Regions from separate parts of the Homo sapiens genome. Here region 2 is linked to region 1. Evidence: read pairs that join two places in POLR2A ChIA-PET (ENCODE). Cell type or tissue: GM12878. All regions are shown on one strand. Links, peaks and the distances in the headings refer to the core of each region. The heading gives the core; the rest is flanking DNA. Region 1 overlaps SETD7 (SET domain containing 7, histone lysine methyltransferase). Region 2 overlaps RAB33B (RAB33B, member RAS oncogene family).

Region 1 (4,400 bases), core at 222-4,221:
AGGAAATTACCTTTCTGATTCATAAGGATCTGGAAGAAGAGCATTGGTAGAAATGCAAGATGAAGTCGACTTATCAAAGTGGTACACTGAATCTGAAAAGCAAACAAAAATACCAGTATAGGTGCAGAGTTAGGGAAGAGCATTTATAACACTTCTCTCTATTCATGGGACAACGAAGAGTTAAAAAACCAAAAATCTTAATCAAGTTATACCAACTAGAATGAAGTTCTTCAATTTAAATGGATACATTTTAGATTTACGCTTCAGTTTTATTTTCAGGCCTTCATGAACAGCCATCAGATGCATCTCTTAACATTCCAATTCACTCTTGAATTTTCCTTATTAAAATGACTTAAAGGATGCTTGGGAATCAATAAAATGCTTTGTCATGAAATTCTGAGATCTCTTGGCTCAGATCAAATTGGATGATGGTTTTAAATTTTTCTGGTGGTTTTCTTCATTACAGATACAGTCTACAGAATCCAACAACTGAACACTGGCAGTTGTCTCCTTCACTAAGAATAAAATTCTGCCTCACCAGAATTAAGGAGAACAGCACTGCTTTTGATAAAGCATTAACAAAGTAATCTCCTTTCTATTACGGTAGTTCAGAAGCCAATTAGTAATTTACTCTAGAAATCAAGGCACACAACCACCCTAGAAGGAACACTGGCTCTCTGTGAAGGATTAGCTTTAGAGAATCCTCACAGACAGCACTAAAGATAGATGCTCTGAAGACTGATAGGTAAAGAAACAAGATTTAGAATCAGAGGGCTTACTCCTGCAAAACAAATGATTATATACACTGAGGGAAAACTCATAATCCCATTAAGCAATTCTTCAGTAGTTACTAATGGTTACTAGGTCCTCTTTCTGTTTGTTTGTGAGTGGCTTTTTTTGTACAACCAAAACCCCAATGAATACCTGAAACTAAAAGTCAGAAACCAATCCAAATCAGTCAGTGTCCGCACAGAAACGGACCATTTGAGTGTTTCAAAAAGAATTCAGTTCAGGGAATTGGTCATACAGGGGATGGAATGCTGACAAGCCAGATGGAGCCGTGAAGAGCCCAGACACTGGCAAGAGCAGGAAGCTGCCACTGGAGGCCGGAGGGACAGAGGGCACAGTGCTGCTCCTGGAGCTCTGGAGCTGGGGTAGTTGGAACTAGCCTGGGCCTTCCTCATGGGAGATGGAATCAGGAGGTGATGGGGCCACTGCTGGAGATGCTGGTTGACACAGAGAGGGCTTCTTCCTGCTGCCTTCTCCTGCTTTGTCCCCAGCCAGCCAGTGGCCTCCCTTTGGCCAAACTCAGACAGAAGTCAGACACACAGGAGCCTGAAAAATGCAGGCTGCAAGGGGCAGCAGCCTCTTGCAATAATAGCGGGCAGTGAAAGAATGATGAATGGATTGGATCTGAGAGCAAAGTGGTAACAGACCACCAAGCAATCCACGAAAAGCATTTAAACCACCCTCCCCCACTTTTTTTTTCTTTTGAGACAGTCTTGCTCTGTCACTCAGGCTGGAGAGCAATGGCGTGATCTCAGCTCACTGCAACCTCTGCCTCCCGGGTTCAAGCGATTCTCCTGCCTCAGCCTCCCAAGCAGCTGGGATTACAGGTGCCTGTCACCATGCCTGGCTAATTTTTGTATTTTCAGTAGAGATGGGGTTTCGCCCTGTTGGCCAGGCTGGTCTTGAACTCCTGACCTCTAGTGATCCACCTGGCTCAGCCTCCCAAAGTGCGGGTATTACAGGCGTGAGCTGCTGTGCCCAGCCGTCACTTTTTATAAATAACCAAAATTGTGTGTGGAATGTATGTTCTATTGAGTGGAAATTTTCCTATGAATTCCATCTAGCTCCTTAGACTAAAATTTTTATGACAAATTTACTGAGTGCCAGCTACATGTACAACACTAGGGACTGTGTAGATACAATAAGGATTAACTTCTGTTGCTGCTTTCAGGGAGTGCACACTATCTCTTCCAATGCCTACTGTCTCTTCTTCTGCTGCCTTAGACATGCCCAGGCTGCAGGCACATCCTTTACTTTTACAGATTTTACACATCCTTTACTTTCCCTCCTTTCCTCTATAGTATGCTATGCCCTTTGACTAGAATTCATTTATTCAATGGACAAACATTCATTATAAAAAGTGAGTTAAGCCTTAAAGATGGAGTAGGAATTAGCCAAGGAAAGCAGTTACTATGTGGAGTAGGGCTGATCAGGTGAGAAGCAGTGGCATAGGTGAGAAACTCCACAGGAAGTAAGTAGAGAATTAGAAGTAGTTTGTGGTTACAAAAGCACACAGAGAAATGGAGAAGCTGGTGAGGCGACAGGTCAAGGAGTGTTTTATGTGAGATATTTGCATTAATTTCTCTCCTTCCCCAACCATTGGACGCTACAGTCACAGGACCCTGTACCCCCTAACCCACTGGCCAGTCAGCAGGTCAATAATTATAACTGGAAGGGGCAGAGGAGAGATACAAACATGGCAGAACATTAGACTAAAGATCGGTCTATAGGATCTTCAGAGTGCCAGAGCAGCCATGGTTCCTGGCCCTTTTGAGGCTCAAACTATTCAACATTTCAAAACACCTGAGGTCTGCAGGAATCTTGCCAATAAATCCCCCCTTTCTTTTCTGCGTTAAGTTAATTTGAAGTGAATGTTTATTTGCAACCAGAAGGTTTTTGTTGTTGTTGTTTGTTTTTGTTTGTTTGTTTGTTTGTTTTGAGACAGAGTCTCTGTGTCACCCAGGCTGGAATGCAGTGGTGCTATCTTGGCTCACTGCAACCTCCACTTCCCAGGTTCAAGCGGTTCTTGTGCCTCAGCCTCCTGAGTAGCTGGGACTGTAGGCACACTCTACCACACCCAGCTAAAGCAACCAGAAATTCTAAAAAAATAATAATTCCCTTTAGAATTCTCACTCTCAACAATTTTTTTTTTTTTTTTAAAGACAGGGTCTCACTCCTGTCGCCCAGACTGGAGTGCAGTGCACTCAGCTCACTGCAGCCCTGACTTCCTGAGCTCACGTGATCCTCCCACCTCAGTCTCCCAAGTAGCTGAGATTACAGACACATGCCACTATGCCCAGCTAATTTTTTTTTTTTTTTTTTGTATTTTTTAGGAGAGACAGGATCTTACCATGCTGCCTAGGCTGATCTTGAACTTCTGGGCTCAAGTGATCCACCTGGCTTAGCCTCCCAAAGTGCTAGGATTACAGCTGTGAGCCACCAGCCCTGGCCTACTGTTTCTTATTTATAGCAAGAAGAATGTAATAACAACTTTCATTACAGTGTTTTATGGTAGGTGCTAATATCCACATTTGGTAATGAGGAAACAGGTTCTGAAAAAATAAATAACTTGCCCAAGGATAATATAGTAAATGTTAGAGCTAGGTCTCAAATTAGGTGATTCTTAAGTTTAGGCACCTGCCACTAAAAATGCTGCTACTTCTGAAGTTTTAAAACTGGCATCACCAATTGGGATCCTCCCTTGTTTCGAGCCTCCTCATTTCTAAATATTATAACACTGTCTCCTTTCAGAACATAGATCAAGGGCATAGATATCACAGTTTGTAGTTCAAAGATTACTGCTTCCTTTTTTTAAAAAAATAAACTTTTCATTTTGGAGTAATTTCAAATATACGACATGCATCACTTAATGAAGGGGATACATTTTGAGAAATGTGTCATGAGGTGAGTTGGTCATTATGCAAACATCAGAGAGTGTACTCACACAAACCTAGATGGTATAGCCAACTACACACCTAGGCTATTAATAAATGGTACAGCCTATTGCCCCTAGGCTCCAAACCTGTACAGCTTGTTACTATAGGGAATACCATAGACAACAGTAACCTAATGGGAAGGATTTGTGTATCTAAACATATCTATACACAGAAAAGATGCAGTAAAAATATGATATAATCTTAGCTGGGTGCAGTAGTTTATGTCTGTAATCCCAGCACTATGAGAGTCCGAGGCAGGAAGATTGCTTGAGGCCAGGAGTTTGAGACCAGCCTGAGCAATACAGCAAGACCCTGTTTCTACAAAAAAATTTAAAAATATTTAGCTGGGCATTGTGGTGCATGCCTGTAGTCTTAGCTACTGGGGAGGCTGAGGCAGGAGGATTGCTTGAGCTCAGGAGCTCAAGGCTGCAGTGGGCTATGATAACACCAGTCCACTCCAGTCTGGGCAACAGAGTGAAATCCTGTCCCTTAAAAAATAAAATGAAATAAAAACAAAAATATGGCATAATCTTATGGTACCACAGTTGTTATGGGCCCATGACTGTATACAGAAAAGTCGCAAAGAAAGCACAGAGCATCCTCACTGTTTCTCCTAATGTTAACTTCTTACAGTGCATGGTACATTTGTCAAAATTAAGAAACCAACACAGATAC
Region 2 (4,400 bases), core at 1-4,000, 50 kb before region 1:
TGAGATTGAAAATGAAGCAAAGATAGGATGAATCTGAACATCTCTCCATCTAGAGCCCAATGAAGGAAGCTTCAAATGAGAACATGATGGAATCAGTAACCATTCAATCTTTTGTCCTAGGATTGGAAAAAAATGTTAAAGGTTTAGGACACACCTAATAGTATGTCCTTTGAATGGGAAGTGTTCTTAATAGGATAAAAACTGGTATTTGCCTCTCCCCAGAGTACTTTTTTTGTTTTTTCATAGAGACGGGGTCTTGCTATGTTGTCCAGGCTGGCCTTGAGCTCCTGGGCTCAAGCAATCCTCCCACCTCAGCCTCCCCAGTACTGGGACTGTAGGTACTCACCACTGCATCTGGCCTTTCTTTGTTTTATTAACATATTTAGTTTTGTTATTATTGGTATGTTTTAGAGCCAAGACTTTAGTTCCAGTGGGATAAGAAGGCATAGAATGTTTTCTGGTTCCCAGTCCATAAAGAATGACTTTTCCAAGAGTTCTAGATGTTTGATTTTCTAATTAATACTTATCAGATCTACAAAAATCATTATTATTTTAAAAGAGTTATTTGAGTTTCTTTCTTTCTTTTTTTTTTTTTTTTTTTTTGAGATGGAGTCTCGCTCTGTCTCCAGGCTGGAGTGCAGTGGCGTCATCTCGGCTCACTGCAACCTCCGCCTCCCAGGTTCAAGTGATTCTCCTGCCTCAGCCTCCCGAGTAGCTGGGATTACAGGCGTGCACTACCACACCCAGCTGATTTTTGTATTTTTAGTATAGATGGGGTTTCACCATGTTGGCCAGGATGGTCTCGATCTCTTGACCTCATGATCCACCCGCCTCAGCTTCCCAAAGTGCTGGGATTACAGGTGTGAGTCACTGCACCCAGCCGAGTTGCTTTCTTACTAAATCCTATTAAAATATGCAAAAATAAGTCAGATTTTAAGGCAAATAAAGTGACATAAGGTGCTTTATATTTTATTTTGGTATATTTAAACAGTGAAAAACTAACTGAAAGCACATGAAGAGTTGTAACTTGGGGGAAAATAGGTAAACATAGCTTCTAGCTAACACAGGAGACCTATTCTTAGCCTTTACTAATTTCAAGCAGTGTATCCCATATGGTATCTCTTGCTCTTCCTTCAACTCCAATAAATTTAATGACTAAATGCCAAGTTAACAAATCAACTTCCATTTGGATTGTAGGTGTGAAGGCACAACTCTAATTGCTATTAGTCTACATGTATTTCTGTAATAGTATTGTGTCATATCAATTTTTAAGATGTCTAAATTTTATGGTCACAAGTTATCCCTCCTCAGTATGAAAAATAAATTAGATATTGAAAAATGTCTAAACTTCAGTGATGGAAAGAATATTTCAAGAAGTTTTTTAACCTAAATACTTTTATTTTGAATTTAAGTCTTTGCACATAAAATATAGCAAGCTTACATATTAAACTATTTACGTAAATGGAATGTAAGCCATGACTTTAACTGAAGTGTTCACATTCACTAATTTTGATAGATTGCTGTCCTTAATAATTTTGGAGGAAATTAAGCCAAATGATTATTGTACTACAGTATTTTCAGAATATGGGAAATCAATTAAAAATGTAATCTAATCTAGTTTAAGATTTTTGTTTAATCATCATGGTGGTCCTACCTGGATAATTTAACTATAAAGACAAAGTAATTCTATTAAATGAACTAACTGAAAATAATAATTATAGGAAGTGATTATTCCATTTTAAGTATTAGAGCTCAAATTGGCTTTATTTGCATTTAGGGAGATCATGTTTTCTTAATCATGCTGGAATTTAAAAATTGTTTTACTTGTATCGAAATTAACCTTGATTTATAACTATTTTTGTAATAAAACAATGACAGCTGTAGTAACTATGATGGGTGTAACAACATTTTTTTAAAGAAGGGAATCTGTTTATCGCTTTTCAAAATATTTTCTAAAGTGGGGGAAGAAAGTTTATAGACTTTCCAAGCACATTTATGGTTTTTTATTACTATTATTATGGTTTTAAAAAGAGTAACTTTATTTCTTTTTGTAAGGAATTAAGTAATATCCTTTACAGTTCTGTGAAAGGACTTATTTTTTAACTGTAATATTTATTAGTTTTAAAATATTTGTATCTCATTTGTAACAATTTGTTTTAATTTTTTATATATATGTTTTTATTTTTAAAAAACATACCAGTTGAATGGGGTTAAAGCTTTCAATATCTTAAAATATTTATAAAACATTTCACTGTTGCAAAATCACTTCCAAAATGATAGCTATCTAACAACTAATTACTAATTTTTAAAGAACAAATCACACATTTAAAAAATCTGTAGAATTTATTTTAACTATGACCTTTAATTGAAAATAAATAATTAAAATATCAGACATGTTTTGGAAAAGTCTTAATTTGAGAACACCAAAGGAAACTACCCCAGAATCTAATGTAGTTCGCTATTAATAACAATGCATTATTGAAAGTATATTGCAAATACATGTTTCCTCATGAAATCTAAGTAATTTTGTTGTGGAATAGTGTCACTGTTACATTTCCCCCATGAAGTTCAATAAACCAGCTTAGCCACAAAGAAATTGTGTTTTATTTTCTTTGTTTGGTTACTGGGTAGAGTATAAAATAAAACAATCTTTTTTTCCTCCTGGTTTCCAGATAATATTATATATATGATACACTTTTGAAAACAACAAAAAGCCCCCAACCCATTGGACAATTATTTTCTTGTATACATTTGAGGTCAAAGAACACTTCAGGAAAAAAACTCAACAAAGTATTAAAATTAGCTGATAACACAGCTTTTGTATTTGTGTGTTTTAGTAATCCAGCTTGTTTTAGAATAGTTCAGTGCAAAAAGCAAATGGTGCAAGAGGAGTTGATGTGTATTTAGACGTAAAAGCATTTAACAGAATGAATAACTATAGAAAGTATGAGAAAAGAGAACGAACTACGTCTCAGGTATAAGATTGCAGTTACTGATTTAGACACCATAGGATTAGGGATGTGGGGGCCTCTGATGTTGATTCTGCTTCCCCTGGTCAGTTTATTTTACGTATAAGTTACCCTTGTGTTCAAACACAAAATTGACATTATTCATGAAGGACTGCTTTCTTAATCAGATATTAAGAAGTTCGTCATGTATTTTGGGAGCACGTTTGCTACAGCCTGTGTGGCAAGGGCGAATGCACTTGGTTTGTTGGAATAACCTGATTTATCAAACATTTATCAAGTATGGGTCATGTGTTCTCTATTTGTGTTAGTGGAGCTACATAGACACTGTCCTTGAAGAACTTACAAAATAGTATATGAACAAATAGGAATTCTACAATATACTGTGATCAGTGTAATCAAAGAAGCATATACAAAGGACAATGAGCACAGAATATGGAGTGGTCTTTTGACTTGGATATGGGAGCAGTAGATAATCAAAAAGCTTCACAATGAGTGGAAGCATTTATGCAGCATCTCAGGGTAAATGTGAGGCATTCTCCATGTAAAGGAGAGGGAAGAAAGTCATCCCAGGTGAATGCACTGCAGGGCTCAAGAGTGGAGTTGAATTTGGGGGGAATGACTGCTAGGTCAGTGTGAGTATGTGATAGAATGGAGATGTGGTCAGAACACGGAAATGAAGCTAGCAAGGTAGATTTTGGTTAAACTGCCAAGTTGCCATAAGCAGTGGGATTAGGACTGGCTTGGGTGCAGTATCTGAAACTCAGTCTGAACCAGCCTATAAGGGGGATTTTAATGTAAGGAGTCTGACTTGTCTCACTGGACTTGAAGACAAGGATGTGACTGGACTAAAAGAAGAGCTGGGATTGAGCACACAGTTTCCTAACTCTGGGTCCAGCTTCTCTGCACATCTGCATTTTCTCTTTCTTTTATAACTAGATTTTTCCATTTTTTAAGTTTAATTAGCAGAAAACATGGCCACTGAGTACTTCTGAACTTTTGGATGCTGCAGTCATTCAAAGAGAAATGAACTCTCAGTCTCAAGTTGAAATTTCCAGCATAGACTGTTAATTGGCCTGGCAAGATCCAGGTGTCCACCCAAGACCAATGGCCAAAAAAGATAAAATAAGCAATTTCCACATTTAGGGGAGAAGGTATTTTGGGGGAAGGGGAGCAAAAAAAGAAGATAGCCACACAAAAACATTTGAACTTTACTATTTAGGCAATGGGTAACTAATGAAAGCATTTTGCAAGGTAGTGAGACCGTTAGATTTATGCCATAAATTCCAGCGGCAATGGGAAGGGTGAGGGGATGAAGTCATGGTCAGTCAGCTTACTGAAATAGCCTAGAAGAAACAGCTTTAACTGGAGCACTGGCAGAAAAATACAGATTTGAGATATTTCAGAACTAAAACCCCCAGGAGTTAGAGACCA

Evidence for each region. Peaks named below come from ENCODE experiments on the same cell type or tissue, not always from the same donor. Only the 100,000 strongest peaks of a DNase experiment are listed, where the experiment ranks them.
Region 2: POLR2A ChIA-PET joins it to region 1 with 7 read pairs; 5 of 35 experiments call an interaction of 5 or more read pairs at or near these places.

The regions. Positions count from the first base shown.
Region 1 is chr4:139,523,344-139,527,743 of GRCh38, forward strand. It overlaps SETD7 (SET domain containing 7, histone lysine methyltransferase), which reads right to left. Exons shown (of 8, transcript NM_030648.4): 5 at 11-92. Among named protein-coding and RNA genes, the nearest start is that of SETD7, 31 kb to the right of the region's middle. In GM12878, for the core only: no CTCF peak of the experiment used is centred there; DNase peaks (open chromatin) are centred at 968 and 2,278; H3K27ac peaks cover 684 bases.
Region 2 is chr4:139,473,321-139,477,720 of GRCh38, forward strand. It overlaps RAB33B (RAB33B, member RAS oncogene family), which reads left to right. Exons shown (of 2, transcript NM_031296.3): 2 at 1-3,289. Among named protein-coding and RNA genes, the nearest start is that of RAB33B, 21 kb to the left of the region's middle. In GM12878, for the core only: no CTCF peak of the experiment used is centred there; no DNase peak of the experiment used is centred there.